4 separate regions of the Homo sapiens genome follow, and regions 2, 3 and 4 are each linked to region 1. The links are chromatin contacts, found by Hi-C or POLR2A ChIA-PET in ENCODE. All regions are on one chromosome and are shown on one strand. Each heading gives the region's core, a stretch centred on a gene start or an enhancer-like site at or near the end of the contact. The rest is flanking DNA. Distances are from core to core; before and after follow the strand shown.

What was found. A loop is a pair of places that touch in the nucleus more often than their neighbours do. ChIA-PET counts read pairs that join two places held with the same protein, here RNA polymerase II (POLR2A). Pooled maps may share reads with other maps.
Region 2: a pooled map shows a loop between it and region 1 (7-fold over the local background). The contact joins the promoter of PHPT1 here to the promoter of TPRN in region 1. A Hi-C loop is called at or near these places in 7 of 50 pooled maps. POLR2A ChIA-PET finds 5 or more read pairs at or near these places in 2 of 52 experiments (HEK293 and common myeloid progenitor, CD34-positive).
Region 3: a pooled map shows a loop between it and region 1 (2.9-fold over the local background). The contact joins the enhancer-like site here to the promoter of TPRN in region 1. A Hi-C loop is called at or near these places in 1 of 50 pooled maps. POLR2A ChIA-PET finds 5 or more read pairs at or near these places in 5 of 52 experiments (B cell, MCF 10A, OCI-LY7 and 2 more).
Region 4: a map with no recorded cell type shows a loop between it and region 1 (9-fold over the local background). The contact joins the enhancer-like site here to the promoter of TPRN in region 1. A Hi-C loop is called at or near these places in 2 of 37 single-sample maps with no recorded cell type and 5 of 50 pooled maps. POLR2A ChIA-PET finds 5 or more read pairs at or near these places in 1 of 52 experiments (H1).

Annotation. Positions count from the first base shown.
Region 1 is chr9:137,199,491-137,205,851 of GRCh38, reverse strand. TPRN (taperin) reads left to right here and starts at 5,111. Exons shown (of 4, transcript NM_001128228.3): 1 at 5,111-6,361. The coding sequence starts at 5,141. It overlaps TMEM203 (transmembrane protein 203), which reads left to right and starts at 204. Exons shown (of 1, transcript NM_053045.2): 1 at 204-1,770. The coding sequence starts at 438. The coding sequence ends at 848. NDOR1 (NADPH dependent diflavin oxidoreductase 1) reads right to left here and starts at 152. Exons shown (of 14, transcript NM_014434.4): 1 at 1-152. The coding sequence starts at 74. RefSeq lists silencers at 189-448, 4,880-5,349, 5,440-5,509 and an enhancer at 4,123-4,651.
Region 2 is chr9:136,846,323-136,852,683 of GRCh38, reverse strand. PHPT1 (phosphohistidine phosphatase 1) reads right to left here and starts at 3,275. Exons shown (of 3, transcript NM_014172.6): 1 at 3,094-3,275; 2 at 2,547-2,671; 3 at 1,660-1,929. The coding sequence starts at 3,253. The coding sequence ends at 1,837. AJM1 (apical junction component 1 homolog) reads right to left here. Exons shown (of 3, transcript NM_001080482.5): 3 at 3,883-6,361. The coding sequence ends at 5,339. MAMDC4 (MAM domain containing 4) reads right to left here and starts at 338. Exons shown (of 27, transcript NM_206920.3): 1 at 222-338. The coding sequence starts at 267. RefSeq lists silencers at 2,954-3,033, 3,424-3,483, 3,664-3,743, 3,824-3,883, 4,104-4,333 and 1 more and an enhancer at 3,024-3,303.
Region 3 is chr9:137,532,862-137,539,222 of GRCh38, reverse strand. The region is part of intron 8 of PNPLA7 (patatin like domain 7, lysophospholipase); the gene reads left to right. Among named protein-coding and RNA genes, the nearest start is that of PNPLA7, 14 kb to the left of the region's middle. RefSeq lists an enhancer at 4,281-4,340. Within about 2 kb of position 4,127, at least 7 of the 41 ENCODE cell types and tissues checked have a DNase peak (open chromatin) inside an H3K27ac peak, as active enhancers do; they include B cell, where a contact is called at or near this core.
Region 4 is chr9:136,898,678-136,905,038 of GRCh38, reverse strand. TRAF2 (TNF receptor associated factor 2) reads right to left here. Exons shown (of 11, transcript NM_021138.4): 2 at 6,111-6,326; 3 at 5,367-5,445; 4 at 4,519-4,617. The coding sequence starts at 6,298. Among named protein-coding and RNA genes, the nearest start is that of MIR4479, 15 kb to the right of the region's middle. RefSeq lists enhancers at 2,247-2,706, 2,937-3,256. Within about 2 kb of position 2,423, at least 35 of the 41 ENCODE cell types and tissues checked have a DNase peak (open chromatin) inside an H3K27ac peak, as active enhancers do.

The sequences.
Region 1 (6,361 bases), core at 3,862-6,361:
CCCAGTCTCTCCGACACATCCTGAGCCGTGCCTGTCTGGCTGCCGAAGAGCACCAGAAGCTGCGGGCTCGGCATCGGGGTGCGCCCGGTGGTCTGGTCTGAGACTAAAAACTAGAAGGCAGTTCCCGCCGGCCGGGTTGCAGGGACCGCTCCGCCTTCCGCCTTCCGCCGTCGACCGGAAGTGACGCACTAGGGACGCGCCCTGTGGGGGCATGGCGTCCGATCGAGGCGGGCGTTCACGGGCGGCCAGGGTTGAGTCCCGGGTCGGGGCCGGGGGATTGCCGGCGCATCAGGGCCGAGGGCTGGGGCTGGCGGGGCCGCTCGCTGCCTCTCGCTCGCAGCAGCGGCGGCAGGCGCGGGCGAGGGCCACGGGGAGAGGAGACGCAGCCCCGCGGGTGGCACGCTCGGCCGGGCCCCGGCCCGCGCTCAACGGGCGCGATGCTCTTCTCGCTCCGGGAGCTGGTGCAGTGGCTAGGCTTCGCCACCTTCGAGATCTTCGTGCACCTGCTGGCCCTGTTGGTGTTCTCTGTGCTGCTGGCACTGCGTGTGGATGGCCTGGTCCCGGGCCTCTCCTGGTGGAACGTGTTCGTGCCTTTCTTCGCCGCTGACGGGCTCAGCACCTACTTCACCACCATCGTGTCCGTGCGCCTCTTCCAGGATGGAGAGAAGCGGCTGGCGGTGCTCCGCCTTTTCTGGGTACTTACGGTCCTGAGTCTCAAGTTCGTCTTCGAGATGCTGTTGTGCCAGAAGCTGGCGGAGCAGACTCGGGAGCTCTGGTTCGGCCTCATTACGTCCCCGCTCTTCATTCTCCTGCAGCTGCTCATGATCCGCGCCTGTCGGGTCAACTAGCCTCACCGAGGTGCCGGAGAGGGAGCGCTGGACAACTAGAATGTTGACCTCGAGCCGAGGCCCTACTTGCAGCGCACCGGAGGAGAGGCTCTCTAGTCTGAAGGCACCGCCGGCTTGCGCCGAGCTGAGTGCCGGGTTTCCCTATTCCAATCCTGTTTGAAATGGTTTCTTCAGCAGGGCTTAAAAGAGCAGCCTTCATCCTGAAAATGTATTTCCTTTTGTTTAATGCTTTGAGTAGATAATCCTGAATTGAGGTCATGAGGAGGCCCCCCAGGCCAGACAGTCCTGAACCCCTCTGACACTTGGAAACTGAATATAAGTAAAATGTCCAGGTGGACTCTGAGTATTTCCTGTGGATCCTGGGAAAGTACTGTTGCACAAAGGCTGCAAAGCTGGACTCAGGAATGTCCTCCAACCAGCAGCGCTGACCTAAGAGCTCCCTGTGCCGTCTATCCAGACCAGACTTCGGTAGATGCCTTTGTTAGATCTATCACATGTAAACGAGCTTGTATCTCCTTCCCTGTGCCACGAGAGAGATTGGCTTTTTATTCCAGTCTAGGCAGAGACAGAAGAATGTTGAATAAGAGCACGATTAGAGTCCTGTCTGGTTATCTGTTGCCCAAGAAAAGAACTCTGCTGTCCAGGCACTGCTTGGCTTACTATCCCAGCAAAGACTGCAGTTTTGTGGACTTTTGACCACCTTGGGCTGGCACTCTTAGCACACCTGAGACAGATTTAAGCCTCCCTAAGAGACTGAAGAGAGGAACAGGTGTCAGATACTCATAGGCACTGAGATCTACAAATGGGAAGCTTGTGAGTGGCCCATCTTTGTTGGCCTACGAACTTTGGTTTGATGCCAGTCAGGTGCCACATGAGAACCTTTGCTGAGATGCAAATAAAGTAAGAGAATGTTTTCCTGAAATGAATAGTGGTTGCCTGTAACCCTCAAGGGTTAAATAGGATGAATATTGAGATACTCTCTGCTACGTGGTGTAGCTGGTTACAGAGCTGCGGTTTTAAATGGATTGAAACCTGTGGCTAGAGCTTAGTGGATGGTGGTGGTGGGAATCACTTGTTCTGGAGAATCCCTCCTTCCTGCTCTAGGAGGTGGGTAACTCAGGCACCCCCCCCCCCACCCTGTATGAAGACAACAATCTGGGCTCATGTTAAAGACCCATTGAATAGTTTGTGACCCCAGAGCCCATGACTTCTTGCCAGAGTGTGGTCTTTGTGGGCCTTGTTGGCACTCTGTAGAGCAGGGATCAGCAAACAATGTCCTAAGGCCTGTTTTTGTATGACCCTTGAGCTGAGGATGGTTTTTACACCCCTAAATGATTAAAAGCAAAAGCAGGCCAGGCGTGGTGGCTCACGCCTGTAATCCCAGCACTTTGGGAGGCCGAGGTGGGTGGATCACAAGATCAGGAGATCGAAACTATCCTGGCTAACACGGTGAAACCCTGTCTCTACTAAAAATACAAAAATTAGCCGGGCGTGGTGGCGGGTGCCTATAGTCCCAGCTACTTGGGAGGCTGAGGCAGGAGAATGGCGTGAACCCGGGAGGCGGAGCTTGCAGTGAGCCGAGACAACGCCACTGCACTCCAGCCTGGCCAACAGAGCGAGACTCTGTCTCAGAAAAAAACAAACAAACAAAAAAAAAAACAAAAGCAGAACTTGTGACAGAGAGTGGATATGACCCTCAGAGTCCAAGGTCTCTTAATTGGCACTCTTGGCCTTTGGGGCCAGAAGATTCTCTAGTGAGGATGCAGTCTGTTTCGCAGTGCTCCTGCCTCTCCTGGGTAGATGCCAGTAGCAGCCTTCACTTGTGACAAGCAGATGTTTATCCAGACATTGCTAAGGGCCCTGGGGAACAAAATTGTCCCTGGCAAAAACCAGTGGGCTAAAATATTTCCTGTCTGGGGCCAGATGCGGTGGCTCACGCTTGTAATCCCAGCACTTTGGGAGGCGGAGGCGGGCAGATCACGAGGTCAGGAGTTTGAGACCAGCCTGACCAACGTGGTGAAACCCCGTCTCTACTAAAAATACTAAAATTAGCTGGGCATGGTGGCGCATGCCTGTAATCCCAGCTACTCAGGAGGCTGAGGCAGGAGAATTGCTTGAACCTGGGAGGCAGAGATTGCAGTCAGCCGAGATAGCACCACTGCACTCCAGCGTGGGCGACAGAGCGAGACTCTGTCTCAAAAAAAAAAAAAAAAAAAAATTTCCTATCTGGCTCGTTACAGAACAGGTGTGCTGACCTCTGCTCTCATGCATCAGCCTGGCCAGCGGAGTGCGGTGTCAGCCTCTGCCTGGCGTGTATGCTTAGTTGTGTAAACCATGGAGGGGCTTGCGTTGGAGGCAGCTTATCTGGTTTGTTGCTACGACACTGTGTCCAGCCTGGGATTGGCATAACTTTTGTCAAAGCCAGATTCAAGCTGAACAGTGGGAGTGAGTTTCCTCGTAATGTTATTTATTTCTAGATTTTGTGTTTTGTGTGTTCCCCTGTTTTATTTTGGTAGTTCAGAATTGGGCAACCCTACTAGGGTAGAAGTGATGAACATCAGATGCTTCCTTTAGAAAGGTGATTTGAGGAGGGCCCTAAGGGAGGAGACACTTGGCTTCTGGAAAGCTGAAATGAAAGTTTATTCTGGCCAGGCCCAGTGGCTCACGCCTGTAATCCCAGCAGTTTGGGAGGCCAAGGCAGGCAGATCATGAGGCCAGGAGTTCGAGACCAGCCTGGCCAACATGGCGAAATCCCGTCTCTACTAAAAATACAAAAATTAGCCGGGCGTTGTGGTGGGCACCTGTAACCCCAGCTACTTGGGAGGCGAAGGCAGGAGAATCGCTTGAATCCTGGAGGCGGAGGTTGTAGTGAGCCGAGATCGTGCCACTGCACTCCAGCCTGGGTGACAAGAGCAAGACTCTATCTCAAAAAAAAAAGAAAAAGAAAAAGTTTATTTTCTCCAGCTTAATGGAGTGGCAGGAGAATAAGGCAAGCATTAAGCTAGCGGCTGCTGCAGACTGTCATGGGGCACAGAAGCTGAGAAGGGCATCCCCAAGTTAAAAAAAAAAAATCTGTTCTGCATCATTGCAGAGACCCAGGCGACCTTGGTGTGGGAAACAGCAGTGTCTACTGAGCAGGCTGCTGACTGCAGGGCAGGTGATGGAAAGAAGGTGATGTCCGTGCACTCCAATTCCCCTTCTCCCCGTGACTCCAAGCGATCTCCCTATTGTCTGCAGGCTTGAAAGGCTGTGGAAGCACTCTGAAGCCCTCCCTGGGGCAGAAGGGACTTGTCAGCCGGGAGGCTGTGCCCTCAGGGTCATGGTATCCGGAGCCTTGATGAGGGGACGTTCAACCGATGGGAGAGGAGTAACCTTAACGTGGCAGCAGGGTGGAATAATCAGACACAGGGGTCGGCCCTATGGGGCCCACCGTTACCCTGGCTTTTTTTTTTTTTTTTTGGCTCTGAATGCATTGGAGAGCTCTCCAAGCATGCAGGGCCCTGCCCTGGTGAACCTGCTTGCGTGTGGCGGGAGAGGCTGCTTCCTTTGTGCCTGCTCCTGCAGATGCTTTTTGGGGACCACGGATGGCAAGGTTGGGTTAAGAGGCTCCCACCTGGGCAGCCTATAAAAACTAGGGATTTCTGAGAAACTGGTTCGTTGGGGCTGCTCGGGGCTCCAGAATTGGCATTTCCAAGCCCCGCAGGCACCTGCCGGAGGTCGGAGGACCCCTGGTGAAAGCAGGGTCCGGGCCAGAGTGTGGCCTGTGCACCGTCCACGGACACGGGTGCCTTCGGTCCTGGAGCAGCGCCCTTCCTGCACCGCGCTCTCAGCGGACGGAACAGGCGGCCTCGGTGCTGGCAGCATGAGGAAGTCCCAAGCTCAGCCAAGGTCACTCGGGGCGCAGGGTCCAGGGGCCGCGCACCCGGCTACCCCCAGGGACGCCGGGAGCTGAGAGCGCAGAGGCGGAAGTGGGGTCTGCCAGTGAGCGGCGCGAGGCACCGGGGTGTGTCCGGGGGGCCGTCCCCAATGGAGGCCAGCTCCGGTGATAGGCGTTGTCCAATGAAGTCCCTTGGGAGGCGGGGTTGAGGCGAGTGTTGTCCAATCGGTAGGGTCACTTGAGGGGCCCGCCCTCCTCCCCTGCCATAGGTGGGCCTCCCGCACGGGGCGGGGAGAGCGGGCTTTCCCCAATGGTCGGTGGCCCGGGAGGGGGCGTGGCCGCGGCGCCCAGGCTGGCCGCGGCGGCGGCTGCCACTCCGGCCCTCAGTCCAGCCGTCCGCTGCCGCGTTCGCAGCATGGCCGCCCTGGGGCGGCCGGGCTCGGGGCCGCGCGCTGCGGTGCCCGCTTGGAAGCGTGAGATCCTGGAGCGGAAGCGGGCCAAGCTAGCCGCGCTGGGCGGGGGCGCGGGGCCCGGGGCGGCGGAGCCCGAGCAGCGGGTGCTGGCCGAGAGCCTGGGCCCGCTGCGCGAGAACCCGTTCATGCTGCTGGAGGCCGAGCGGCGGCGCGGCGGGGGCGCGGCGGGGGCGCGGCTGCTGGAGCGGTACCGCCGCGTGCCTGGCGTGCGCGCCCTCCGCGCCGACAGCGTCCTCATCATCGAGACGGTGCCCGGCTTCCCGCCCGCGCCGCCCGCCCCGGGGGCCGCGCAGATCCGCGCCGCCGAGGTGCTGGTGTACGGGGCGCCGCCCGGCCGCGTCAGCCGCCTACTGGAGAGGTTCGACCCGCCCGCCGCGCCGCGCCGCCGCGGGAGCCCCGAGCGCGCCCGCCCCCCGCCGCCGCCGCCGCCGCCCGCGCCGCCCCGGCCCCCGCCCGCGGCCCCCAGCCCGCCCGCCGCGCCCGGGCCCCGCGGTGGCGGGGCGAGCCCCGGGGCCCGGCGCAGCGACTTCCTCCAGAAGACCGGCAGCAACTCCTTCACCGTCCACCCCCGGGGTCTGCACCGCGGCGCGGGCGCCCGCCTGCTCTCCAACGGGCACTCGGCCCCTGAGCCCCGGGCCGGCCCTGCCAACCGCCTCGCGGGCTCCCCGCCTGGGTCGGGACAGTGGAAGCCAAAGGTGGAGTCGGGGGATCCCTCCCTCCACCCGCCCCCCAGCCCCGGGACCCCGAGTGCCACTCCAGCCTCACCCCCTGCCAGTGCCACTCCTAGCCAGCGCCAGTGCGTCTCCGCAGCCACCAGCACCAACGACTCCTTCGAGATACGGCCGGCCCCCAAGCCAGTTATGGAGACCATCCCCTTGGGGGACCTCCAGGCCCGGGCGCTGGCCAGCCTCCGCGCAAACTCTCGAAATTCTTTCATGGTCATCCCCAAGAGCAAGGCCTCCGGGGCTCCTCCTCCTGAGGGGAGGCAGTCCGTGGAGCTGCCAAAGGGAGACCTGGGCCCGGCCTCCCCGAGCCAGGAGCTCGGATCCCAGCCGGTGCCTGGAGGGGATGGTGCGCCTGCCCTCGGGAAGAGCCCCCTGGAGGTCGAGGCACAGTGGGCAGTCGAGGAGGGGGCCTGTCCCAGGACAGCCACCGCCCTCGCT
Region 2 (6,361 bases), core at 2,026-4,525, 350 kb after region 1:
TGGGAGGGGAGTCGTGCCTCTTCCTTTGCTTGGCAGGCCCGAGGACCCCATGGGCTGATTCCAGGTCACCCCCCTTGCAGGCCGGCCAAGGTAGTACCTTGCAACCCTCCTTCCCTTTGGGGCTCAGGCATCAGCCCTGGTGTCCGTCACTGCCACACAGATGGTAGGCTCAGAAGCCAGGGCCCCTGGTCCTGCCTCAGGAGTGGGACCAGACTACTTACCCAGGAACAGGACCAAGGCGGGCAGCAGGTGGCTGGACAGAGGCATGGTTGGGCCAGAGGGAGCAGTGCGGCCACACAGGGTGCCTGGGAAGTTCCGTGCGGTTATCAGCCTGCGCTGGCCCCGCACGCTGACTCTGCTGTTAAGTGGAGGGCCCCTCGGCCCGGCCCCACCCAGTGCTGACGGTGCCAAGCATGGGCCGTGAAAGTGGCCCCAGGAGGGGGCCTCTGACCCAGGGTCAGCTCCCACCTGCCCGGCTCCCTCAGACACAAGGTCAGGCTCTTCCACCCTGCCCTGCCCTGCCTGGTGAAGGGGAGGCTCCCACTGGAATGGGGAGGGACCCAGGCACCCCACCAGGACTCTGCTCGGCAGTGTGGGGCGGGCAGAGGCCGCCGTGGCCTCTCACTGTGCCTCTGGCAATAGCGTGGTGCTGGCCAAGGTCAGGACTCAACCAGTCCAGCAGCTGCAGGAGTCCAGCACGTGCACCAGAGCTGGTCCCTGCGTTCTCAGCCGTGGGGAACCTGCCTTTAAGTCAGGCTGTGGAGGATCACGCCGTCATTCATTCGTCCTGAGCAGCCAGGTGCTGTCCGGTGCCAGATACAGGGTCCCTAGGAGCCCAGAAACTTCGGTTTCTCATGGAGCAGACTCATGCTTGGGGCAGGGTCTTTGGGGCTGGGGAAGGAGTGTGGCATTTGGGGCCAGGCCCTGTTTGTGATTTCCCATGGTGTGACCTCGGAGCTTGTGTCACTGAGCCTCAGTGTCCCGGTCTGTAAAATGTGGTTATGACAGTGCCCGTCTGGAGAGGCTGGCCGGAGGACCAGTGAGCTGACAAAGGTGGGGGTGCCCTGTGTACAACCAGCCCTGGCCCCCAGGGTGCCCCTGCACCACCCCATGGAGTCCCACTGTGTATGGGGCTTCCCAGGGCAAGGCCTGAACCCGTGTCCTGCCCACAGCCCTGCCGGGTGCAAGAGGGACCTGGGAGGGGCCTCCAGAGTCAACGTGAGCCTGTGGGGTAGATGCAGCTGTGCGACCTGACCCTGGATACTGGTAGGCCCCATGGGGCTGGTCATGGAAGGAGCCTGCAGGTCACGGAAGGAGCCTCAGGGCAGACAGGACACTGGGGAGCCCTGGGATGGGCTCATAGGAGGGAGCACTGGTGGGCGCCCCAGGTCTTGGCCAGCCCGAGGGACCAGGCCCTGACTCCTCTCGCAAGGGCTTGCCAGACCTCCTCCAAGATGCCCTGGAGGACGATGGCCGTGGGAAGAGCAGTCAGGCCATCAGCGGGCCCCTTTATCAGACCCCAAAGGGCTGAGTGTGCACCGCCACTCCCTGGGGCCACTCCTGTGTTCCCCCACCCACCTGCTTTAGTTAGGGTCTGGGGGCCCCCGGAGGTGGTGACGCAGGGTGCAGGAAGCCAAGGACAGAGTTCAGAAGCCGGCAGGTGTGGCAACACGTTTAATTCTGTGGCCAGGCTAGCCTGTCTCCAAGGCCTGGTGGACAGCACGTCACCAGAGGCTGCCGCAGGAGCAGGCAGGGCCAGCCCTGCAAGAGGAGTGCAGGCAAAGGCGGGGGCTCTGAAGTGGCTGCTGGAGGCAGCAGGCCCCGGGCTGGGAGTGCTCAGTAGCCGTCGTTAGCCCAGGTGACCTCGTAGTCGGGGTACTTGGCTTTGATTTTCTCAGTTGAAATGGCGTGCTGGGCAGGACCATAGGCCTGGAGAAGAGAAGACGCCTGCTGGCACTACCTGGACCCTTCAACCCGATACCCGGCTCTGGGCATCCAGCCACCAGCCACACCAGAAGCGAGTGTGGGAAAGGGATAGGCAGTGCCTGGGGATGCCAAACCCACCATCCCGACCGCCCTTGGGGGCTCCCCTGGGGAGAGGCGACCTCCACAGGCAAGCAAACCTTGATGGTGGATCCTGGGGCCTGAGGCGCCCAGAGGGACGCACGTGGGTCTCATCTGCTGGTGGTTTTTGTGAAGAGCACAGGTGGGGACTCTGAGCTCCACCCAGGTACTGACTGCCTCTGGGGGCCCAGGGCCCAAAGTGCTGGAGGACAGCTAGAGCCCAGCAAGGCCTCCCAAGGCAGGGAGAGGAGACAGCCGGCCATGTCTGGGGGTGTCCGTCCCACCCCTCAGGTCTGGCGTGTGCTCCATGGGGGAATGCAGGAACACAATGGGCCCTGGAGGGAGGGCTCTGCCGCCGACCCTGGGAGAACCCCAGGAAGCCTGCGTGCTCAGCTGGGGCCACGGGTCAGGGCAGCAGGCTCAGGTGGGCCTCGAAGCTGGTACTGGGGCCTCCGGCAGGGCGGGACGGGGCTGCGGCTCACCATGGAATAGCCGTACACGTGAATCTTCTTGTCCTGACTCTGGTGGGAGATGCGCCCGCCGCCCAGACACTCACAGTCGCAGCCTTGCTTCTGCATGTCGCCCGACACTTTGTCGTAGATGTCCGCTGGGATGGGAGGGCGGCCTCAGGACGTGCCCTGGCCGCCCTTGGAGGCCGCGGGAGGAACTCCCAGCCGAAGGGGTCTGAAATCCCAGCTCTGAACAGCCCCTTCCCCAGGAGAGACGAAGCCCCTTGAGGCTGGGACAGGGATGAATGAGCGAAGGAGGGTGGAACCGGGGAGGGCGCGGGAACTGGGAGACTGCTGGGGAGGGTGTCAGGCCGTGTCACGCCCTTCCCGCCCAGGACCTCAGCCTGGGTCAAACCTAGCAGGGGCAGGACTCGGAGCAGAGCGCAGTCCGCTACGGCCCGCAGCCCCGCCCCCGCCCCGCCAGCCCCGCCCCTGCCTCGTCAGCCCCGTCTCCGTCCCGCCAGCCCCGCCCCCGCCTCGCCAGGCGTGCCCCTGGCATGCCCGCAGGTCCCGCCCTCACCATGGTACTCAGCCCACTTGTAGCCGCGCACGATCTCCTTGCTCTCTGCAGCCGGAGCCCCGGAGCGGGGAGCCGAGTGGACTCGGATCAGCACATACTTGAAGACGCCGTCGGAGTCGATGTCCACATCAGGAATGAGAGCGAGGTCCGCCACCGCCATGTTCCTCCTCCCGGAGTCCCCTCCTCCCACCCGACCCGGGGGCCGCTTGTACTGCGGGAGGCGGGCTCTGCGAGAGCGACGACCAATCCCGTCGGGGAATGCTTCCCAAGGCCCAGCGCCTCAGCCAATTGTACCGCCGACCGAGGCACGTGCTGACCAATCGCAATCCAGTTCCTTGCCGCCTTGCGGCTCCGCCAGCCCCGCTTAAAGGAAACGTGGAATCGGGAATGGGTGGTGATGAAATCCAGCCAACGGAGAAGTTCCTCTCCAGCGGGGTCCGGTGGCACCCTTGGAACGGGGCAGTTAGGCGGCCCGCGAGGCTGGGGCAACGAGGGAGGCCTGAGGGACTTGCCAGCCCTGACCTCCTGTCCCGCACGTAGTCCGAAGACCACCCTCCCCGTGGCCCCCACCGCCCAAAGGCCTCCCTCTCTCCCCCTCCCACCGCCCGAAGGCCTCCCCCCTCCCCGCTCTCCACCGCCCGAAGGCCTCGCTCTCCACCCCCTCCACCGCCCGAAGGACTCCCTCTCTTCCCCGTCCACCGCCCGAAGGCCTCTCCCTTTCTCCTCTCCACCGACCGAAGGCTTCCGTCCCCAACCCCGCTACCGGTACAAGGAGGCAACGGCAGCCGCTACATTCAAGTTCTATTTTACTTGGTTCGAAAGCTCTTGCCCCCTGGAAATTATTCCGGTCCAGGGGCGTTCCCGGCCGGCCCTCAGGGGTGGGGCCGAATGCAGAGGCCCTGGGGTAGGGGGCGCGGGGCGCGGCGGCGGGTGGGCAAGCGGGACGCCTGGCCGGTGCAGACGCGCGGGGACGAGATGGGCGTGCCGGGTGCGAAAGCAGGAGCGGAGGCGGGGGTGCCCAATTTCTCTCACTTGGTGCCCCCTCCCCTGGCTCCGAAGTAGGGCTGGGGACTCCAGGAGGGCCCTTGCGTTTGGCCTCCACCCCTCTCCCGCATACCCCACCCTCCAGAGAGCTCTGGGCGCGGACCAGGGTGCACTTGGGGGACAGGTGGAGGCCGGGCCGCCGGGCTTGCGCCTCCACGCCCGCAGTACGGCGTGCGGCCAGAGCGGGTGTGCGGGGACCTCTCGGGACAGGTCAAGCCCCCTCGGGTGGGCTTCCACGCTTACCAACTAGCTCTCTCCCTCACCTGCTCGCACCACGCTTTGCCCTCCAGGCTCCCACCTGGGAACGCCCCGTCCCTTGGTCCTTCCTCTCCTAGCCAGGTGTCAGCTCTGGCCAGGCCCAGGTGCTCTGCTTCCCCTGTTCAGGTCCCCTGCCCCTTCGGCTGGGAGACTTGCATATCGGCCTGAAGACCTCCCTGCGGTTTTTCCCAGCTCCTGCAGGGCCCAGACTGCAGCGGCTGGAGGCGAAGGGACGGCAGGGCGCGTGGCGTGGTTAGTGTGCTGGCTCCGACCAGCGGGAACGCACTGCGCACCGTCCGCCCTGCCCACCGCCTCGGCGGGACGCGCTCGCGCACACGGACGCACAGAGGTCGACCAGGGTGTTCTCCAGCGAGGAGGCAACACAGCCGCGGGAGGCGGGGCGGGGCGTGTTTAAAGTGACAGACTGGGCTTTGGTTACGTCGGGCTTCTGGACGAGGGGAAACCGGAGTCGGGGAGGCTCCAGCGAGAGCCCCGCGGACCGACGGGGACCGGATCTCTACGGGTGGGGTCTGTGCAGTAGTGACCCCTCCGAGTGAAGGCAGAGCTCGGCGGTCCTCAGGCCCACCCCGCCTCCCAGCGGGGAGCACCGAGGGCGAGGACCGACTTCTTCTGGGGATCCTCGAGGGCGAGCTGGGAGAGGGAGGAGGCCCGGAGGAGGGAGAGGGGTTGCTGGGGGTGGGAAGGCGAAGGGCCTGTGAGGAACACTACGGGGACGAAGGGCCGGGGGGTGGGGGCCTGGGCGGAGCTGGAGGCCGAACTGAGCGGAGCTTGGAAGGCTGGGGAATTAGAGGCGGGGCCTAGAAGAAGTCGGGGTGGGGCCCTGGCGGGGCTCGGGGGCGGCCCTGGGTGGGCCGGGCGGGGCCTGAGTGGGCAGGGCAGGGTTCGGGCCAGCGCCTGGGCTAGGCCTGGTGGGCCCGGCGCCTCACATGATGTCGTCCAGCAGGTTGGCGCTGGCCACCCAGTCGAGCGCGCGCGGCTCGGAGGCGGCCATGATCATGCACATGAAGGGGCGGCCGGTGCGCCGGTCCGTGGGGTAGATGGTGGTGGGCGTGAAGCGCCTGTTGGCCTCGACGAACTCGCAAAGCTGCTCGTAGACGCGCGGGAACTCGTGGCGCAGGAAGACGCCGCGCAGCCGCAGCTCGCGCTGGATGTGGATGAAGGCCACCTCGCGCGCGCGCCGGCCCGCCTCGCCGTCCTGATCCAGGCCCGCCGTGCCCGGCGGTGGCGTCAGGATCAGCGTCTCCATGTCGGGCTCGCGGCTCCGCGCCGGGGGCGGCCGCGCGGGGCTGCCGGCCGCCAGCGCTACCTTGGCGAACTTGCGCACTGTTGGCCCGTGGCTGCGTGGCGCGGGCGCGGGCAGGGCCGGTGTCCCCGGTGGCGCGGTGCCGGGTCCCACGGCCACGGACACGCTGAGCAGGAAGCACTCTGCCGGTTCGTAGAGGCGCCCAGCGGCCGCCAGCTCGCGCGCGTAGCTGCCCAGGGGCGCCGCGTGTGTGGCCAGCTCACGCAGCGATAGGTAGGTGGGGGATAGCAGCAGCCCCTCCAGGCCAAAGCGCAGGAAGTTGTCGGCCGAGCCTGGACTTGGGAAGCCCAGGAAGAGCACGCCGCGGCCGCGCGACAGGAAGCCGACACGCGCGATGCGCGAGAAAGCGCGGTGCACCGGGCCGCTGTCGCGGCAAAACTGCAGTACGTGGCGGCACACGCTGCCCACGCGGCCGTACACGCAGCGCGCCTTGTGGGCGTCCCAGTCCTCGCGGCGGCACAGGCGCGAGCAGTAGTAGGTGTAGCAGCTGTGGCAGGACTTGAAGTAGAGGCAGGCGTTGAACATGGTCTCGGTGCGCCGGCAGCGCGCATTGGAGCAGGTCATCAGGTCGTCCTCGTCGGCGCTGGGTTCGGGGGACGCGTCGGCCGCCTCTCCCGGGGCCGCGGGCTCCTCGGCGCTGCC
Region 3 (6,361 bases), core at 2,878-5,377, 330 kb before region 1:
TACAGGCATGCGCCACCATGCCCAGCTAATTTTTGTATTTTTAGTAGAGAACAGCCTTGGTAAGGCTGATCTCCAACTCCTGACCTCATAATCTGCCTGCCTTGGCCTCCCAAAGTGCTGGAATTACAGGCGTGAGCCACTGCACCCAGCCTGAATTTTGTTGTTTTTTTTGAGACAGGGTCTTGCTCTGTTGCCCAGGCTGGAGTGCAGTGCCACGATCTTGGCTCACTGCAGCCACTATCTTCCAGGTTCAAGTAATTCTCCTGCCTCAGCCTCCTGAGTACCTGGGATTACAGGAATGTGCCATCACACCTGGCTAATTTTTGTATTTTTAGTACAGACGGGGTTTCACCATGTTGGCCAGGCTGGTCTTGAACCCCTGACCTCAAGTGAGCCACCTACCTCAGCCTCCCAAAATGCTGGGATTACAGGCCTGAGCCACCGCGCTTGGCCCATTAACTGGAATTTAATGTGTGTTTAATCTTTTTTTCTTTGAGTAAAACCTACATGCAGTGAAACAAATCTTTAGTGTCCATTAGCTGAATTTTGCTAAATGCCTCTCAACTCAAAAGAGGTAACTGATTTTAATCTTACTCTTTTGAGTTACACCTTTTGCATTCATTGTTAGCTGTGTATCAAGGTAACTTCTACCTCAGTTTCTCTAGACTTTGTTAGGAGAGTTTTCTAGAGCTCACCAGAACCCTGGCTCGGATGCATTCAGGCAGAACCAAGCGCTAGGTCCTTGCATGAAACCTCGCACTGGAGCCTGGGTGGTGTCCTCTGATCCCATCCTATGTTCCTCTGCTCGGAAAGGACGTAACAAGCTCCAGCCAGACATCGGGGTGTCCAGGGTGCTCACTCTGCTCCCCGGCAGATGGGCACAGGTGCGCTTTGAGCTGTTTGGGGCCTGGGGTGGAGGCGTGGGTGGGACCTCGGCATCTCGTTGTGCTCCCTGGGACTTGTGTATCTTCACGTGACGCGTGGCCTGTGCTGGGGAGGCTGCCGGCCTGGGGAGGGAGAAGACACCCACCTCCTTTGAGCAAGGCTGACCTGCCGTTAGAAGGCCGGTGCTCATCTTCGAGGGAGCCCCCAGCGTGGCTTGGGGCAGAGTGGGGTCCCAGCCACCAGATCCACCTCTGTGCACCTCTTTGGAGCCTCTGGTTAGTGTGTCTCTGGAGCTGAGGTGGGCTTCTCAGGGACTCCTGGATGTGTAAGGGGCACCTGTGGGCCTGAGAAAAACTGGGAAAGGACCACAGGAGCTTTGGTCTACGTGGACGTAAACCCGTTCAGCACGGGGCATCTGTATGCGACCTACCTTGGATGATTCGTTTCTCTTTAAGCAAAAAATAGCTTCACTGGGGTAGAGGCTTTCTCCATTATTTCTTTGTTCTTTCTGATCTTGATCTTGTTGTGATATTCAGGTTGGGCCTCACTTATCACAGTGCAGCCATGCCTGTTCCAGGAGAGGGGAGCTGTGCGCTGAGACGGGCCGGGTTCCTCTCAGCTGCTGCGATCCGTCTCATCCGCGTTGGTGTCACAGCCCCTCTCCCTTAGGGGTGGGAATGGATCTTCCCTGAGTGTAGTGGGAGTAAAAAATGGGAGGTGATTGGCTGAGCACGGTGGCTCACGCCTGTAATCCCAGCACTTTGGGAGGCCGAGGTGGGCGGATCACGAGGTCAGGAGATCGAGACCATCCTGGCCAACATGGTGAAACCCATCCCTACTAAAAATACAAAAATTAGCTGGGTGTGGTGGCGGGTGCCTGTTATCCCAGCTACTCGGGAGGCTGAGGCAGGAGAATCCCTTGAACCAGGGATTTGGAGGTTGCAGTGAGCTGAGATTGTGCCACTGCACTCCAGCCTGGTGACAGAGTGACACTCCAACTCTGTCTCAAAAAAAAAAATGGGGGTGATATCTGAGAGAGGTAATTCTGTATTGTGATCAGTTGATCATCTGCCGTGACATCGTTTTTCCTCATCAAACTTTTGTGTTTGTCATTTTAACAAAACTTAAATTCTTGCAAAATAACATGGACAGATTCTAAAAACATACTTAAAGTTTTATCAACAGTGGCCGTCTGTCCCCTCACACTGAAAACGCTTCGGTTCCTTCTGAGCAGCTTTTCTTGCTGTTTCCTAACCCATCCATTCTAGACACACTGACTTCCTGTTGTGGGAGATAAAGTGTGGCTCGGTGGATGGCCCCCATGCTTCCTGTTGTGGGAGATGAAGTGTGGCTCGGTGGATGGCCCCCATGCTTCCTGTCGTGGGAGATGAAGTGTGGCTCGGAGGATGGCCCCCATGCTTCCTGTCGTGGGAGATGAAGTATGGCTCAGAGGATGGCCCCCATGCTTCCTGTCGTGGGAGATGAAGTGTGGCTCGGAGGATGGCCCCCATGCTTCCTGTCGTGGGAGATGAAGTGTGGCTCGGTGGATGGCCCCCATGCTTCCTGTCATGGGAGATGAAGTGTGGCTCCGTAGATTGCCCCCATGCCTCATGCTACGTTCCCATCTGCACCGCTCATGGGCGGTTCTTTCGACTTCATGGATACTATTCACAGCTGAGCTATGTAGTGTACTATAGTTAAATTTCCTTTCTTGCAACTTTCTCTTTTTCTTGGAATTAACAGTTGTGTTATTTTTGGCTACTTGGTGATTTTTCTGTGCACCTGTTACAGATTCACGACCTGAACCAGCGGCTTATTTTTGGCCTCTTGGTGATTTTTATATGCACCCATTACAGATTCACGCCTGAACCAGCGGCTCCGTGAATGCTTTTTTGCTCTGGGAAGCGCCCCTGCTAGGAGCCCCCATCCTCTTGCCCAGTCGGACCCTCCCCAGGCCTGCTGTCCAGACGCCATCCCAGGACCACCCACCCTTCCTTCCCCTACACAGGGCTCTTGCTGCTGCTTTCTCGGCCGGCGTGTTTTGGTGGAGCAAATCCTCCATTCACTTCCTGAGACAGGATGCCAGGGAGGTGTATGTTTGGAAACCTTAGAAATCTAGAATTGTCTTTATTCTACACCACCTTTGTCTTTTTGTTGTACTTTTTCTTTTCTTTTTTTTTTTTTTGTGATGGAGTCTTGGTCTGTCGCCCAGGCTGGAGTGCAGTGGCGCGATCTCAGCTCACTGCAAGCTCCGCCTCCTGGGTTCACGCCATTCTCCTGCCTCAGCCTCCTGAGTAGCTGGGACTACAGGCGCCCACTGCCACGCCCGGCTAATTTTTTGTATTTTTTAGTAGAGACGGGGTTTCACCATGTTAGCCAGGATGGTCTCGATCTCCTGACCTCGTGATCTGCCCGCCTCGGCCTCCCAAAGTGGTGGGATTACAGGCATGAGCCACCATGCCCAGCCTTTTTGTTATACTTTCTAGATTTTTTCAACTTTATTTTCCAAATCTTCCATTGAATTTTTAATTTCTGTCATATTTTTCATTTCAAGAGGTTTTTTCTGTTAATTTTTTTTTTTTTTTGAGACGGGGTCTTGCCCTGTCACCCAGGCTGGAGTGCAATGGCGTGATCTCAGCTCACTGCAACTCCTGCCTCCCGTGTTCAAACGATTCTCCTGCCTCAGCCTCCCGAGTAGCTGGGATTACAGGTGCCCACCACCATGCCCAGCTAATTTTTGTATTTTTAGTAGGGACGGGGTTTCACCATGTTGGTCAGGCTGGTCTCAAACTCCTGACCTTGTGATCCGCCTGCCTCGGCCTCCCAAAGTGCTGGGATTACAGGTGTGAGCCACTGCGCCTGGCCCTGAATGTTCTTTTTAAAAAAGTATCTTTGTTCTTATGTTTTAATTTTTAAAAATTATCTTGTTCTTACTTCATGGATAAAGTAAGATGGGTTTTCTTTTGCTCCCTGAGTTGTTTCTGACCTGAGTTTTTCTTCTCTGTTTATTTTGGCTTCTGTCTTTCTGATCAGGGGCTTTTCTGCCTCCAGCAGTCACTTTATGTGTGAATGAAGTTCTTATTGAACACAAGTGTGCAAACCAGCATAGCTGCATCTCACAGAAATAATGTGGAGCCCAAGAGGCCAGCAACAAAAAGCACACACTGTGTAATTTCACTCACCTGAGGCTCAGCTACCAGCTGTACTGACACTTGAGGACAGAGGCTGGCCAGCCAGCTTTCTCTGTAAAAGGCCAGAGTGTAAATATTTCAGCTTTATGGGCCACGTGGTCTCTCTTGCAGCTACTCAATGTGGCCATCTAGTGTTCCAAAAAAAACTTCCTTTACAAAAAACGTGCGGTTGGAGGGACTTGGTGTTGGTGTTTGGCCCTGCTGGGGTTAAGGTCTCATTAGTGGTTGCCTGTTAGAACGCGCGGTTCGAGGGACTTGGTCCTGGTGTTTGGCCCTGCTGGGGTTAAGGTCTCATTAGTGGTTGCCTGTTAGGGGTTTAGGTTGGGTATCGACCCGGGGAGGCGTAAGGTAATCTAGATTACTGGAAATGTTCTACATATTGATTTCGGTGGGAGTTACATGGGTTAACTACAAAACGAAAACAGCGTGATCCACCTGAAAGCTGCATATAGGCTGCGTGTGCATGGGGTCAGGGCTCGTTAACAGGGGACACTCCCTGCAGGAGGACTGAGCAGGACGCTGGCTCTTTCCTTCATGGTTTGGGAGTCTACAGGTCAGGGTCTGTAGGTCTTTTTTTTAGGGCAGCTTCTCAGAAAGGAATCTGCGTATGTTCTGCTGTGGTGGCACTGGGTTGGAGGAGGGGGAGGAGTCTGGGAGTGCTCCCATCTGGAGTGGACACTGTTGGGGAGGAGTCTGGGAGTGCTCCTGTCTGAGTCTGGGAGTGCTCCCATCTGGAGTGGACACTGTTGGGGAGGAGCCTGGAAGTGCACCCATCTGGAGTGGACACTCACTGAGGAGCCTGGGAGTGCTCCCGCCTGGAGTAGACACTGTTGGGGAGGAGCCTGGGAGTGCCCCCGTCTGGAGTGGACACTCACTGAGGAGCCTGGGAGTGCTCCCGCCTGGAGTGGACAGTGTTGGGGAGTAGTCTGGGGGTGCTCCCATCTGGAGTGGACAGTTGGGGAGGAGTCTGGGGGTGCTCCCGTCTGGAGTGGACACTGTTGTGGAGGATTCTGGGAGTCCTCCCGCCTGGAGTGGACACTGTTGTGGAGGATTCTGGGAGTCCTCCCGCCTGGAGTGGACACTGTTGGGGAGGAGTCTGGGGGTGCTCCCATCTGGAGTAGACACTGTTGTGGAGGATTCTGGGAGTCCTCCCACCTGGAGTATACACTGTTGTGGAGGATTCTGGGAGTCCTCCCGCCTGGAGTGGACACTGTTGGGGAGGATTCTGGGAGTGCTCCTGTCTGGAGGGGACACTCACTGAGGAGTCTGGGAGTGCTCCTGTCTGGAGTGGACGCTGTTGGGGAGGAGTCTGGGGGTGCTCCTGTCTGGAGTGGACACTGTTGGGGAGGAGTCTGGGAGTGCCCCCGTCTAGAGTGTACACTGTTGTGGAGGATTCTGGGAGCCCTCCTGCCTGGAGTGGACACTGTTGGGGAGGAGTCTGGGAGTGCTCCCATCTGGAGTGGACACTCAGGAGTCTGGGAGTGCTCCCATCTGGAGTGGACACTTGGGGAGGAGTCTGGGGATGCTCCTGTCTGGAGTGGACACTGTTGTGGAGGATTCTGGGAGTCCTCCCGCCTGGAGTGGACATTGTTGGGGAGGATTCTGGGGGTGCTCCCGTCTGGAGTGGACACTTGTGGAGGATTCTGGGAGTCCTCCCGCCTGGAGTGTACACTGTTGTGGAGAATTCTGGGAGTCCTCCCGCCTGGAGTGGACACTGTTGGGGAGGAGTCTGGGGGTGCTCCCGTCTGGAGTGGACATTCACTGAGGAGTCTGGGAGTGCTCCCATCTGGAGTGGACACTTGGGGAGGAGTCTGGGGGTGCTCCTGTCTGGAGTGGACACTGTTGTTGAGGATTCTGGGAGTCCTCCCGCCTGGAGTGGACACTGTTGGGGAGGAGTCTGGGAGTCCTCCCGCCTGGAGTGGACACTGTTGGGGAGGACTCTGGGAGTGCCCCCGTCTAGAGTGTACACTGTTGTGGAGAATTCTGGGAGTCCTCCCGCCTGGAGTGGACACTGTTGGGGAGGAGTCTAGGGGTGCTCCCGTCTGGAGTGGACACTCACTGAGGAGTCTGAGAGTGCTCCCATCTGGAGTGGACACTCACTGAGGAGTCTGAGAGTGCTCCCATCTGGAGTGGACACTTGGGGAGGAGTCTGGGGGTGCTCCCGTCTGGAGTGGACACTGTTGTTGAGGATTCTGGGAGTGTTCCCGTCTGGAGTGGACACTCACTGAGGAGTCTGGGAGTGCTCCCGTCTGGAGTGGACACTGTTCTTGGATTCGTAGCCACAC
Region 4 (6,361 bases), core at 1,174-3,673, 300 kb after region 1:
CCCAGGGAGTGTTCCTCCCAAACCTTCACACAGGCACAGCAACTACTCCTTAGAGGCGCCCCAGGGAACATGGGCCCAGCCCTCCAAGACCTCCAGCGGCACTGGCCCAAGCTAAGCCTGCTAAAGGAACCAACTCCCTGAACCCAACAGCGCCTTGCACTCTGCTACCCACTGACGGGACAGGACCCAGCCCTCGGCCACACTAGTGTGTAACAAGCCACCATCAAGCTGAATCAAAGAGGAGCCTCAGCAACTATTCTGGCTTATGAAACCTAAAAACGAAAGCACAAATAGTCAATGTTCTTAGATTTAATTAAAAGACTGTTCTTTAGGCCAGGCGCGGTGGCTAACGCCTTGTAATCCCAGCACTTTGGGAGGCCGAGGCGGGTGGATCACGAGCTCAGGAGATTGAGACCATCCTGGCTAACACAGTGAAACCCCGTCTCTACTAAAAATACAAAAAAAATTAGCCGAGAGTGGTGGTGAGCGCCTGTAGTCCTAGCTACTCGGGAGGCTGAGGCAGAAGAATGGCGTGAACGTGGGAGGTGGAGCTTGCAGTGAGCCGGGATCGTGCCACTGCACTCCAGCCTGGGCGACAGAGTGAGACTCCATCTCAAATAAATAAAAAAATAAAAATAAAAAAGACTGTTCTTTAAAACATAGTAAAATGGCCGGGCACAGTGGGTTCCCACCTGTAATCCCAGCACTTTAGGAGACCAAGGTGGGAGGATCACTTGAGCCCAGGAGTTTGAGGCTGCAGTGAGCTATGATCCCACCACTACACGCTAGCCTAGGCAACAGAGCGAGACTCTATTTCTAAAAATAATAGTAATAAAATGCTCATAGGTGAAATGATATGACATCTTCATTTGCTTTAAAATAAGCCAGAAAAGAAAAAAATGTGTGTGGGGGGTTGAAGGGCTGAAAGTAGGCTGGCGAAGGCTGGCAGGTGCTGCGGGGCAGCATGTAGGCCTGTGGGGCAGCGGCACACCTCTACTCTCAGCCTCACTGCTCAGATGCGCTGCATGCTCGAAATGTCAAAAATAAAATCTTTCTTGGCTGGGCGCGGTGGCTCACGCCTGTAATCCCAGCACTTTGGGAGGCCGAGGCAGGCGGATCACGAGGTCAGGAGATCGAGACCATCCTGGCTAACATGGTGAAACCCCATCTCTACTAAAAATACAAAAAAATTAGCCGGGAGTGGTGGGGGCGCCTGTAGTCCCAGCTACTCAGGAGGCTGAGGCAGGAAGAATGGTGTGAACCCGGGAGGCGGAGCTTGCAGTGAGCCGAGATCGCACCACTGCACTCCAGTCTGGGTGACAGAGTGAGACTCCATCGCAAAAAACAACAAACAAACAAACAAAAAAAACCTTTCTCTTGGCACTCGGTACTTGAAATCTCCAGTGGGACCAGGGTTGTCCTGCAGCAGATACATCTACACCAGCACCATCTGTCTCAGTCTTCTCCCCACCCACAGCAGACACAGTTTAAAAAAAAAAAAATCAATATTTATTCAGCCAGAATTCAAACTACACATTTGACGCAAATACAGTCGTCATCCCTCTGAATGTCACTAGAATGTCCATGAGGCCGAGCATACTTGGCTTTTCCTGGCCTTTCCGCTGCTCGTGCAGCCAGCCTATGTCCTCTCTGGAAAGTCTCCCCGCACCCCCGCATCCAGCTGCCAGAACGAGTAGCTCAGGGGCCCACTGGGGAATTCAGTTCTGCTATTGGCACTCAGCAAGCACTCCATCAACATTTACCTAAAGTTTTAAAATTATTCGATTTGGCCAGGTGCAGTGGCTTATGCCAGGAATCTCAGCACTTTGGGAGGCCAAGGTGGATGGATCACTTGAGGTAAGGAGTTCAAGACCAGCCTGGCCAACGTGGTAAAACCCCATCTCTACTAGAAATATAAAAAATTAGCCGGATGTGGTGGCAGGCGCCTGTAGGCTGAGGCAGAAGAATCACTTGAACCTGGGAGGTGGAGGCTGCAGTGAGCCGAGGTCACGCCACTGCACTCTAGCCTGGACAACAGAGCAAGACCGTCTCAAAAAAATAAAAATAAATAAATAAAATCATTCAGTTCCTAGAAAGGCATCATTGCAAAGGACAAACATTCAAAAGCTAAGCAGGATTTTCCCCTTTTCCAATAAAGTTCCGACCATCAAGGAGGAAAGGCAGCCTTAGCCTCCGTACTGTGTTTACAATAAGGCCCCAACTAGCAGCACACTCCGAGCACCCGGAGAGCAAAGAGAGGCGGCTCCGAGGGGCAGAGCGGCTCCCAACTGTATAGACGGGTTGATTTCCGTCCCCATGTGTGACATTTACAGCCAGTGAGAGGTTTTATCAACAAAATCAAAGGCCACAGCCAAGTTATTCCAGAGCAGTGCCCGCCCCTCCCACATGACCAAACCCGGCTCCTCTCAGGGACTTTCCAGAGCTCTCAAAGGTGCAGCCAGGGACTTTCCACCCTGCGTGCCTGCAGGACCGCGTGGCGCCCCAGGCCAGGGGCTGGCTATAGTCCTTGGCCCTCAGCCGGAGGCCCTCATAATTGTCAATGTGGCATCCCATGAGCCTGGAGGTGGCAGAGACCCCAGAGGACTCAGGGTCCAGTGCAGAGCTGGAAACTATTATCCCACCTGTCCCCCAGACACTCCTCAGTCCTCTCAAAGGGTGGCATGGCGCATAGCACCCCTACTCCCTGCAGCCAGCTGGTACCCCAACCCTCCCAGGGAGACCCTGACCCTGGGCCACCTCCCCAGGGAGCCATCTCCCTTGCAGACAGCACTGGGCAATGACCAAGCTGCATCTCTTTCAAGGAGCAGGGAGTGGGGGGTACAATGCCATGCGCCACAGCCGTTTGTGCGGCAGAGCCACACAGGAGCCTAGAAAGCTTTGCATCGCACGTCGTGGCTGAGGGCGGTCTGGCATCTCTGCCCACAGAGGTAGGAGTCTCACTCTAGGGCAGTGCCCTGGAGCTACCGCTCCGTGTCCAGGACGCAATCCCCGTGCTAGGGAGGAAAGCACATCTTGTTCACCCCAGACACAGCTGGGGCAGTTCTTCTGAAAAAACGAAACTTGGAGCCCAAAGACCACAAAGCAGAGTCTGTCAAAAGATCGTGGGAGGTGTGGCCAGGCTCACAGGGTGGGGAGTGGGCGAGGAGAAGAGGGAGGCGTGGCCAGGCTCACAGGGCGGGGAGCAGGAGAGGAGAAACACACAGTAATGCAGGTCCAATTCCAACCCAGCCGGTAACACCCCAGGGTCCGGCTGAGCAGGAGATCCCAGCTCTGGCCCGGGCAGGAAGCTCCCCTAAGTGCAGAAAGCCAGGATTCTGAGCAAACAGCCCTCACAGCCTCACCAACCTGGGGCTGGATTGGATGGCATCAAGGTACTGCCTCATTCCAATGTATGACTCGGTACTCACTGAACAATGACCCCTGTCTCCTCCATTCTACTTCCTGTACCCATGGATCTGATGACTCTAAGGGTGGCCCCTAAGTGGAATCACAGAGGATCTGTCCTTTGGTAACTGGCTCATGTCACTCAGCACACTGTCCTCAGAGTTCATCCCTGGGGTGTGTGTGTCCGAATCGCCTTCCTTTTTAAGGCTGAATCATATCCCACTGTGTGCACAGATCACACTTCCCGTGTTTATCCATTCATCCGCAGACACTGGGCTGCCTCTACCTTTGGGCTCTGTGGACAGTGTTACTCCAGGAATCCTGTACAAGGATCCCAGAGAGAAACCTCTTAAAGGGCATTCATTACAAGAAGGAAGACTGCATAACTTGGCGAGCTGTAGTGGCCTCGACGAGCTCTCTCGGCACCTCCTGGCCTCTACACTACAGGTGAAGTTTCCAAATGCCTAAAAGGTGACGTGAGAATCACACTGAAATCCCCAGTGCAGGAAGGCGTGCACGGCTCGCCCAGCACACAGGGACAAACCACAGCCAAGTGAAGTGCGGGCCACTGCCTATGTTGCTGTGACCACAGGACAAGTGTGTCCATTATTTCTGCAATTTCCAGTGTCAACACAATTCAAAATAAGCAATCCTTTGTGGATACAAGAGACACAACAAAAACCCCCACCAAACTTGAAAGCTGCAGGTCCTGGTGCACAGCGATCTCCCCTTCATTCCCAGGAAATGCTACTGCTCAGATAACCATGGCATTCCCAGGGCTCACACAGGCACCTCCAACCCTCACAGCCACCCCACGATGGTGGGATCCTGCACCCCCATCGACAGACAAGAAACCTGAGGCACAGAGAGGGTAAATACCTCGCCCGAGGTCACACAGCCCAAGCTCCATGGTGCAGGTCTGTGCTCTGCACTACTTGAGTTTCTAAATGGACATACTCTAAGGAGCAGCTCCGTCTCTTCCTCCACAGACATCAGACAGGCTTCAGCCCCAGTGAGAGGAACGTGCAGGACAAGGTCATAACTGCTTGGGGAGCGTGGACGACTCCCGACTGCTGGAGCTTCTGTCACCATGCCACACGCAGGCATCTTTACCTCGTATTCTTTCAGGGTCCCCTTCCAGGTGCATCCATCACTGGGACAGACGGCCGGCAGGCTCTCCACCTCCCTGCGGGCAGCATTATCTGGGAAGGCCTGGGGAGAGGAATATCCCTCGGGTTAAACCTCCTCCCAGACTCCCTGCAGCAACCAAGGAACACAGACCACACGTCCAAACCAACCAATACTGCGTCACATCGCCTTTCCAGGCCACTCCAGGAGCAGAGGATGACTCTCTGATTCCTTTTTATTTTTGGACTCACCTTGATGCCAAAGTTTCCAAACCCTAAACTTCAGGAGTCTGCTAAGGGACAACTTCTGGCGGCCCTTTATTCTTTTTTTTTTTTTAAAGGAGGGGTCTCACTTTGTAACCCAGGTTGGAGTGCAGTGGCATGCGATCTTGGCTCACTGCAACCTCCGCCTCCCAGCCTCAAGCAATCCTCCCACTTCAGCCTCCCAAGTGGCTGGGACTATAGGCGTGCGCCACCACACCCGGCTAATTTTTTGTATTTCTGGTAGAGATGGGGTTTCACCATGTGCGCCAGGCTGGTCTCGAACTCCTTACCTCAGGTGATCCACCCACTTTGGCCCTGCAAAGTGCTGGGATTACAGGTGTGAGACACTGAGCCCGGCCCCTGGTAAGTTTTTTGCTTTTTGTAGAGACAGGGTCTCACTATGTTGCCCAGGCTGGTCTCAAACTCCTGGACTCAAGCAATCCCCCTACCTGGGCCTCCCAAAGTGCTGGGATTACAGGTGTGAGCCACTGTGCCCAGCCCCACCCATGTTGTAAAGGAAATTAAGACATTTTCTGTTCAACATTTTTAGCTTCAAGACATTTTACTTACCGAACTGCTTTCTAAAATAGAAATGCCTTCTTCATATATGCCCTCGTGAACACAGGCAGCACAGTTCTGAGGCCCAGAGCTAGTGGGGAAAAAAGGCAAAAAACAACCCACTGTGAAACCTAATGCAAAAAACAAACACCATTTGCTTCAGTTCAAAAACCTACCTCCACACCACAGTTTAAACTTTCTCATCCTTAGTGAAACCAACAGCAGGCAAATGTTAACAGGACATGTTTTAAACCCCAGTATTCACAGCACACTGTTTTTATCACTCCGTTTGTGAGGAAGGCACGCCTGAACCGCCAAGGACATCTGCTGCAGTAACTCAGGTATTGCCGGCTCTCCCGACAGGCCGAGCTGCTGCCGATGTGCACAGGCCACACCTCTCAGACCACTCGCTGCAAGGAAGGCGGCTGTCTTAGCTGCCTAGAGCAGCCAAAAAGTGAGCAGTAGGTGGCACTTTAAACTTTCCAGTACTCACATTAAAAATAATAAAAAGATAAAATTAACTGTAATGACGTACTATATTTAACCCCATGTATCCAAAATCGTATTTCAAATTGCTATTTTAAAATTATTAATTTTACATTCTTTGTGGTAAACCTCCGAAATCCAGGGAGTATCGATAACTGGAGCACATCTAAGCTGGACCCGGCTCTGCTGGGAGCTACCAGGCTGGGCAGCGTGGCTCTAAAACCAGCCTAGCCTGCCTGCCCCTCCTCCCAGCCTGCAGGCCCCATGCACCTGAGGATGCTGGCCAGGCAGAAGGAGCAGTACCGGTGGCCACACTGCGCCTGGAAGGGCCTGCGGAGGACGTTTCTGCAGGCGGAGCACAGGTACTTGGCTTCCAGCTTGGTCCCCAGGAGGGTCTTGGAGAAGCCGGGCTGTAGCAACTCCAGGGAGCCAGGGGGGGTCACGCTAGCTGCAGCCATGAGAGCTGTGACCCCCGCGAACAAAGCCCTAAGGAAGAACACACAGCACGTTACACCTCAATT